2 separate regions of the Homo sapiens genome follow, and region 2 is linked to region 1. Evidence: chromatin loops called from intact Hi-C (ENCODE). Cell type or tissue: thyroid gland. All regions are shown on one strand. Each heading gives the region's core, and the rest is flanking DNA. Links, peaks and the distances in the headings are about the cores only.

Region 1 (4,393 bases), core at 85-4,084:
TGAAAATTAGAATCAGCCAGGCATGGTGGCTCACGCCTGTAATCCCAGCACTTTGGGAGGCTGAGGTGGGCGGATCATCTGAGGTTGGGAGTTCAAGACCAGCCTGGCCAAAATGGTGAAACCCTGTCTCTAGTAAAAATACAAAAATTAGCCGGTGTTGTGGCGTACGCCTGTAATCCCAGCTACTTGGGAGGCTGAGGCACCAGAATCACTTGAACCCGGGAGGCAGATGTTGCAGTGAGCCGATATCGCGCCATTGCACTCCAGTCTTGGCAACAGAGTGAGACACTGTCCCCAAAACAAAACTAAACTAAACTAAACTAAAATCACAATAAAGCACCATTGCATGCTCATCTGAGTGTTTAAAATTAAGAAGTCTGTGAAAACCAAATATTGCCAGTGAAGTGGAGCAGTGGGAACTCTCACACACTGAGAGTAGAGGGAACTCTCACACACTGGGGCAGGAGTATAAATTGGTGAACTGTACAGACAAGTGGTTTAGCATTATTTAGAAAAACTGAAGATATACACACCCTTTATCTCAGCAATTCCATCCCTAGTATACGTACTCCTTGACGAAGCCTTCCCTATGTGTTCCAGGAGTCTTATAAATTATCGTTTAGAGCAGAAGTGTTTCTAATAGAACAAAAATGGAAAACCTAGCTAGGCTTGGTGGCATGCACCTGTGGTCCCAGCTACTCAGGAAGCTGAGGTGGGAGGACCACTTGAGCCCAGGAGTTCGAGGCTGCAGTGAGCTATGATCTCACCACTGCATTCCAGCCTGAGCAACAAACACAGTGAGACCCTGTCTCTAAAAATAAGAAAGCGGGGGGGAGCCTCAAATGTTTGTTCATAGTAAAGTGGCAAACTAAATTGTGTTTCATTAATACAGTGGAAATCACACAGCAATGAAATGAACAAATCACAGCTTTACACATCAATGTGGCTGGATTGCCAAAAGGAAAGGGAATAATGGTGACGGGAGTCGGTGTAGTGATTATATCTTCAGGGAAGCAAAGGGTATATTGGAAGGCCACACAGTCGGGAGTTGATCTGCTAAGACTGGCTATATTTTATTTCATGGCCTGGGTAATGATTACACAAATGTTGGCTTTATCTTTAAATTGTACTTATTATATTTCATATATGCCCTGTGCGTATGATTGCCAGGGTTTGAATGTATATGTTCCTCCAAAAAATCATGTTGAAATCTAGTCACCAAGGTGATGATGTTAGGAGGTAGGGCTCTGGGAGGTGGTCAGGTTGATTAGGTCATGAGGGCAGAGCCTCTGCCTTTTTTTTTTTTTTAAGGTGTGCACTTTTATTTAACTTGGTCTCAAGTCAGTGTACAGGTAAGCCCTGGCTGCCTCCACCCACTCCCAGGGAGACCAAAAGCCTTCATACATCTCAAGTTAGGGGACAAAAAAGGCGGGGCGTGAAGGCTGATCATTCAAAATAAAACAAAATAAAAAAATATTAAGGCGAAGATTTAAAAAATTTTGCATTACATAATTTACATGAAAGCAATGCTATGATCTCCCCTGTGTGGACTAGGGAAAGGACCGGGCCATTCTCCTTAGAGAGAAGTGGGGTGGCTTTTAGGAGGGCAAGGGGCTTCCTGTAACAATGCATCTCACGATATTTGGAATGACTATTAAAAAAAGAGCAATGTACAGTCAAAGTCCTCGGCCACATTGTAGAACTTTGGGGGATGCTCGCTGCAACCAACTGCTGTCTCCTTCACTGTTCCAGTTTTTAAATCCTGAGTCAAGCCAAAAAAAAGCCCAAAACAAAACAAAACAACAACAAAAATAAAGCCATGCCAATCTTATCTTGTTTTCTATGCATTAGGTTTTGTCAAGAAAGTGTGTAATGCAACTAAGTCACAGTCCACCTAGAAGCATTCGTGGACGATGGAGGGGCCGGACTGGTCATACTTCTGCTTGCTGATCCACATCTGCTGGAAGGTAGACAGCGAGGCCAGGATGGAGCCGCTGATCCACACGGAGTACTTGCGCTCGGGAGGAGCAATGATCTTGATCTTCATCATGCTGGGTGCTAGGGCGGTGATCTTCTTCTGCATCCTGTTGGTGATGCCAGGGTACATGGTGGTGCCGCCAGACAGCACTGTGTTGGTGTACAGGTCTTTGCAGATGTCCACGTCACACTTCATGATGTAGTTGAAGGTAGTTTTGTGGATGCCACAGGATTCCATGCCCAGGAAGGAAGGCTGGAAGAGCGCCTCGGGGCAGTGGAACCGCTCGTTGCCGATGGTGATGACCTGGCCATCGAGCAGCTTGTAGCTCTTCTCCAGGGAGGAGCTGGAGGCCACCATGGCCATCTCCCGCTCGAAGTCCAGGGCGACGTAGCACAGCTTCTTGATGTCACGCACGATTTCCCGCTCGGCCGTGGTGTGAAGCTGTAGCCGTGCTCAGTGAGGATCTCCATGAGGTAGTCAGTCAGGTCCCGGCCAGCCAGGTCCAGAGGCAGGATGGCGTGGGGGAGAGCATACCCCTTGTACATGGGCGGTACGGACGGAGGCGTACAGGGACAGCATGGCCTGGATGGCCACATACATGGCTGGGGTGTTGAAGGTCTCAAACATGATCTGGGTCATCTTCTCACAGTTGGCTTTGGGGTTCAGGGGGGCCTCGGTCAGCAGCACAGGGTGCTCCTCGGGAGCCACATGCAGCTTGTGTAGAAGATGTGGTGCCGTATCTTCTCCATGTCGTCCCCGTTGGCGATGATGCCATGCTCGATGGGGTACTTCAGGGTCAGGATGCCTCTCTTGCTCTGGGCCTCGTTGCCCACATAGGAGTCCTTCTGACCCATGCCCACCATCATGACCTGGTGCCTGGTGCACCCCACGATGGAAGGGAAGATGGCCCAGGGGACATCGTCACCCGCGAAGCCGGCCTTGCACATGCCAGAGCTGTTGTCAACAACGAGCGCAGCAATATCATCATCCATGGTGAGCTGGCTGGGGGTGTGGACAGGCAGCCAAGCGGCGAGGGTGAGGCTCTGTGCTGCGGAGCAGACGCAGTCTCCTTTTTTTTTTTGAGGCAGAGTTTACTCTGTTGCCCACACTGGAGTGCAGGGCTCAACCTCCTGGGTTCAAGCGATCCTCAAGCTCCCTGGGACCACATATACACGCCACCATGCCCAGCCAGGTATGGTGGTTCACGCCTGTAATCCCAGCACTTTTGGAGGCTGAGGCAGGTGGATCGCTTTCAGCTCAGGAGTTCAAGACAAGCCTGGCCAACATGGCAAAACCCAGCACTTTGGGAGGCCGAGGCAGGCAGATTGCTTTGAGCTCAGGAGTTAAGACAAGCCTGGCCGACATGGCAAAACCTCGTTTCTACAGAAAACACAAAAATTAGCTAAGTGTTTGTGGCTCGAGCCTGTAGACACAGCTACATGGGAGGCTGAGGTTAAAGAATTGCTTGAACCTGGGAGGCGGAGGTTGCAGTGAGCTATAATCATGCCACTGCACTCAAGCCTGGGTGACAGAGTAAGACCCTGTCTCAAAAAAAAAAAAAAAAAAAAAAGAGGTGGGGTGGGTGGGGAGTTCAACTTTGTTGCCCAGGCTGGTCTCAAACTCCCAGGCTCAGGCATCCCAAAGTGCTGGGATTACAGGTGTAAGCCACTGCGCTGGGGCCTTATCTCACAATTTCTGTGGATCAGGAGTCCAGGCATAACTTAGCCAGGTCCTCTGCCCAGGGTCTTCCAGGGCTGCAATCAAGGTATGGCCTGGGCTACATTGTCATCTGGAGGCTCCAATGGGGAAGAATCTGCTTCCAAGCTCATGCAGATTGTTGGCAGAATTCATTTCCCTGTGGCTGTGTGGCTGAGGGCCCTGGCTTTTTATTGTTGGCAGGAGGCCTCTGGCAGATTCTAGAGGCCACCCAGAGTTCCTTGCCATGTAGGCTTCCTCAACATGTGGGTTATTTCATCAAGCCAGCAAGGAGAATCTACTGATTCAATCTGCTAACATAGAGTCTTATATAACATGATATAATCTGGAAGTGACAGCCCACCACCTTTGCCATATTCCTTAGAAGTGGGTCATAGGTTCTGCCCACATGCAAAGTGAGGGGATCACACAAGGATGTGGACACTAGGAGGTGGGAATTATTAGGATTCTCCTTAGGGTTAATCAGCTACAACTGCTTATTGTTTTGGAAGGTGTTGCCTATTTTTTTCCCTTTTTTTTTCTTATCAATTTACAAGACCTCTATAGATTAAATAAACACACCCTTTGTTTGCCACATAAGGTGCCGCTTCAATACTTTTTTTGTTTTTGTTTTTGAGACAAAGTCTCACTCTGTTGTCCAGTCTGGAGTGCAGTGGTGCAATCATGGCTCATTGCAGCCTCGACCTCCTGGGCTCAAGC
Region 2 (4,393 bases), core at 198-4,197, 47 kb before region 1:
TTTTTATTTCTTTTTTTGAGATGGAGTCTTGCTCTGTCGCCCTGGCTGGAATGCAGTGGCACGATCTCAGCTCACTGCAACCTTCACCTCCCGGATTTAAGCAGTTCTCCTGCCTCAGCCTCCCGAGTAGCTGGGACTACAGGTGCCTGCCATCACGCTGGGCTAATTTTTGTATTTTTTAGTAAAGACAGGATTTCACCATGTTGGCCAGGCTGGTCTTGAACTCCTGACCTCAAGTGATCCACCCGCCTTGACCTCCCAAAGTGCTGGGATTACAAGCGTGAGCCACTGCACCCGGCCAGTACAGAAAAATTAAAACTCACACAAAAAGGAGCAAATAATATTATGTACCCATACCTATCATCCAGCTTCAGTGATTATCAACATATAGCCAATCTTGTTTTGTCTTTGTCTGCCTTGCTATTTTAAAGCAAAACTCAGAATTCATTCTATTTCTATCAAAAATATTACTAGACTTCAGAATGTATCTCTAGGAGATTAGGATTCAATCTTTAATAATAGTCAAGGACTTTTCTTTAACATATCTATAATACAATTATCACACCTAAAAATAATTAACAGTAATTCCTTAATATCATCTAATATCCAGTCACCAGTGTTCACATTTTCCTGATTGTCTCATAAATGATTTTTTTTTATAATTGGGTTGTTATAATCACCATCCAAATAGGTCCATGTATTGTATTTGGCTGATATGTCTCTTAAGCCCCTTTTAACCCATAGCATTTCCTCTTCCTCCTTTAAACAAAATGTAGTCCTAGCACTTTGGGAGGCCAAGGCGGGTGGATCATGATGTCAGGGGATCAAGACCAGCCTGGCCAATGTGGTGAAACCCTGTCTCTACTAAAAAGACAAAAATTACCTGGGCATGGTGGCACGTGCCTGCAGTCCCAGCTGCTTGGGAGGCTGAGGCAGGAAAATCACTTGAACCAGGAGGCAGAGGTTGCAGTGAGCTGAGATCATGCCGCTGCACTCCAGCCTAGGCAACAGAGCGAGACTCCGTCTCAAAAAAAAAAAAAAAAAAAGAAAGAAACCAGATCATGGCTGGGCACGGTGGCTGGCCAGACGCAGTGGCTCACGCCTGTAATCCCAATACTTTGGGAGGCCAAGGCGGGCAGATCGCTTGAGGTCAGGAGTTCGAGACCAGACTGGCCAACATGGTGAAACCCCGTCTCTACTAAAAATACAAAAATTAACTGGACATGGTGCCAGGCGCCTGAAAACCCAGCTACTTGAAAGGCTGAGGCAGAAGAATCGCTTGAACCCGGGAGGTGGAGATTGCAGTGAGCAGTGATCGCACCACTGCACCCCAGCCTGGGTGACAGAGCGAGACTCCGCCTCAAAAAATAGAAAAACAGAAAACAGATCATTTGTCCTTGAGAATTTCTCACATTCTGGGTTTGCACTGTCATGAGGATGCCATTGGCAGTAAGTCTGGTTGTCTCTGTGACTGGCCAGCGGATTCAGGAGTTGTCTGCCTCATCCGTCCATTGTCAGTCTCTCATCAGCCTTTCACGGTCACCCCATCAGCATTACGACCCCAATCAAAGTACTCTGGAAAGACAATGATGGAGAGAAATCCTCCCAAGGGGCAGAACTTGGAGCAGAATATTTAATTGTCCATATGGTTAGGACTTGGAGATGGCCTGAAATTGGACTAATGGTCAGTGGCTAACACACCTGAAAGAACAGGACTGGAAGATAGGCAACAGGAAATCTGGGGAAAAGGTACATGTGGATGGACCTCTCAGAACAGACACAGTGAACAGTGTTCCATGTGAATAGTCTCCAAGGGACATTTACTGCAGAAGAGGCTCTCAGTAATCAAGTGGACAAAGCGACGTATTCCGTGGATGTCACTCAACCTCTTTCCCCAGCCAACCTGGTGCTTGTTTGGTGGATCTATGGGACAGAGGTGTGGGCTAGACAGGGACCAAACAAGACCATCCCCTTATCAAGACTGACCTGGTTACTACTATTTTTTTTTTTTTAAGACAGAGATTCGCTCTTGTTGCCCAAGCTGGAGTGCAATGGCACGATCTCGGCTCACTATAACCTTCGCCTCCCAGGTTCAAGCAATTCTGCCTCAGCCTCCCGAGTAGCTGGGGTTACAGGCATACACCACCACACCTGGCTAATTTTTTGTATTTTTAGTAGAGATGTGGTTTCACCATGTTGGCCAGGCTGGTCTCGAACTCCTGACCTCAGGTGATCTGCTCTCCTCACCCTCCCAAAGTGCTGGGATTACAGGTGTGAGCCACCACGTCCGGCTGGTTACTACTATTCCTGAGTGTTTAACCCTCCAACAGCAGAGACCAAGACTGAATCCTCCTCTCCCCTCAACATGCCGCCATACCCCAGAGGGACCAGCCAGCCACCTGCTGGACATTGATTACACTGGAATCATAAACCTTCCATCATGGAGGAGACAGCAGTTTGCTTTCACTAGAATAAATGTGTTGTGGATAGGATCGGCCTTCCCTGTCTATTGCTTCTGCCAGTGCCACTGTCCATAGACTTTCAGAATGCCTTACACACTTTCAAGGTAATCCATACAACAGTGCTTCTGATCAAAAAAATAATTTCTGGCCGGGCGCAGTGGTTTACGCCTGTAATCCCAGCATCTTGGGAGGCCGAGGCAGGTGGATCACTTGAGGTCAGGAGTTTGAGATCAGCCTGGCCAACGTGGTGAAACTTTGTCTCTACTAAAAATACAAAATTAGTCAGGCATGGTGGCGGGCGTGCCAGTAATCCCAGTTACTCAAGAGGCTGAGGCAGGAGGATCACTTGAATCCAGGAGGCGGCGGTTACAGTGAGTGAAGATCGCATCACTGCACTCCAGCCTGGGCGACAGAGCAAGACTCCATCTCAAAAACAAAACAAAAAATTTCCTAGATTGGGGACGGTAGCTTATTCCTGTAATCCCGGCAATATGGGAGGCCAAGGCAGGAGGATCACTTGAGCCCAGGCGTTCAAGAACAGCCTGAACAACATAGAGAGATGCCATCTCTACAAAAAAAAATTAAAATTAGCTAGGCGTGGTGGCCTGGCTACTAGGGAGGCTGAGGCAGGGGGATCACTTGAGCCTAGGAGGTCAAGGCTGCAGTGAGCCCTGATAGCATGACTGCACTCTAGCCTGGGCGACAGAGTGCGACCCCATCTCTCAAAAACAACAGGTTGGGCACGATGGCTCACGCCTGTAATCCCATCACTTTGGGAGGCCGAGGCAGGTAGATCCCCTGAGGTCAGGACTTTGTGACTAGCCTGGCCAACATGGCAAAGCCCCTTCTCTACTAAAAATACAAAAATTAGCCGGGTATGGCGGCAGGCACTTGCTATTCCAGATACTCGGGAGGCTGAGGCAGGAGAATCACTTGAATCTGGGAGGCAGAGGTTGCAGTGAGCTGAGATTGTGCAATTGCACTACAGCCTGGACCACAAGAGGGAAACTGTCTCAAAAACAAAAAACAAAACAAAAAAAATCAAACAACAACAACAACAAAAATTCCTAGCAAAAGCATAGCAGCAATTCACTAATATTACCATGTAGTCCATCGCCCAAAAGCAGCTGGCCTGAAGGAATGCTAGCATGGCCTATTGAAGATTCTGTTCTGGTCCCAGTTGAGAAAAACTGCCTGAAAAGAATGGGATCTGTCTTACACAATGCAGTATATGCTGTGAACCAGTGGTCAATATATAATGCTATTTGAAGGTCTGGAAGTAGGAGTAGCTCCTCTCGCTATTACACCTATTTTTAACTCCTGCTCCCATAGCTTTGAGCTCTGATGAAAGGTCTTAGTTCTCAAGAGAGGAGTATTTGCTAACAAGAGGGGACACAAGTATGGTTTCATTGAATTGGAATCTGGACATTTTGCTCTTCTCAGCTGGTAAGAAAGAGGTTACTCTACTGGCCAGGATGACTCATTCTGATTACCAAATTGAGTTGTTGCTTTACAATGCGGGCAGCAAAACTATGTCTGAAACACAGAAGATTCTGTGTGGCACCTCTTAGTAATTCCATGCCCGCTAGTAAAAATTAATGGGGAATAAAAAAGTTAATGGGAAATTAAAGCAACCCTAACAAAGCAGGACCCCTGAGAATTCAGACCCTTTTGAAATGAAGTTTGGATGTCCAGCGCAATCACAGAACAAAAATGAAAGGGGCCTGGTGTGGTGGCTCGCGCCTGTAATTCTAGGATTTTGGGAGGCCCAGGTGGGCAGATCACTTGAGATCAGGAGTTCAAGACAAGCCTGGCCAACATGGTAAAACCCTGTCTCTACTAAAAATACAAAAATTAGCCAGGCGTGGTGGCAGCACCTAAAATTCCAGCTACTTGGGAGGCTGAGGCAGGATAATTGCTTGAACCTGGGA

The links. Peaks named below come from ENCODE experiments on the same cell type or tissue, not always from the same donor. Only the 100,000 strongest peaks of a DNase experiment are listed, where the experiment ranks them.
Region 2: a loop joins it to region 1, with 7 times the contacts of the local background. A loop is called at or near these places in 10 of 110 quality-filtered maps.

The regions. Positions count from the first base shown.
Region 1 is chr22:41,072,270-41,076,662 of GRCh38, forward strand. SNORD140 (small nucleolar RNA, C/D box 140) reads right to left here and starts at 1,452; the gene lies at 1,333-1,452. It also overlaps the pseudogene ACTBP15. RefSeq lists an enhancer at 2,202-2,703. In thyroid gland, for the core only: no CTCF peak of the experiment used is centred there; DNase peaks (open chromatin) are centred at 214 and 2,474; H3K27ac peaks cover 1,002 bases.
Region 2 is chr22:41,025,133-41,029,525 of GRCh38, forward strand. No RefSeq gene overlaps it. Among named protein-coding and RNA genes, the nearest start is that of SNORD140, 46 kb to the right of the region's middle. In thyroid gland, for the core only: no CTCF peak of the experiment used is centred there; DNase peaks (open chromatin) are centred at 1,859 and 2,789.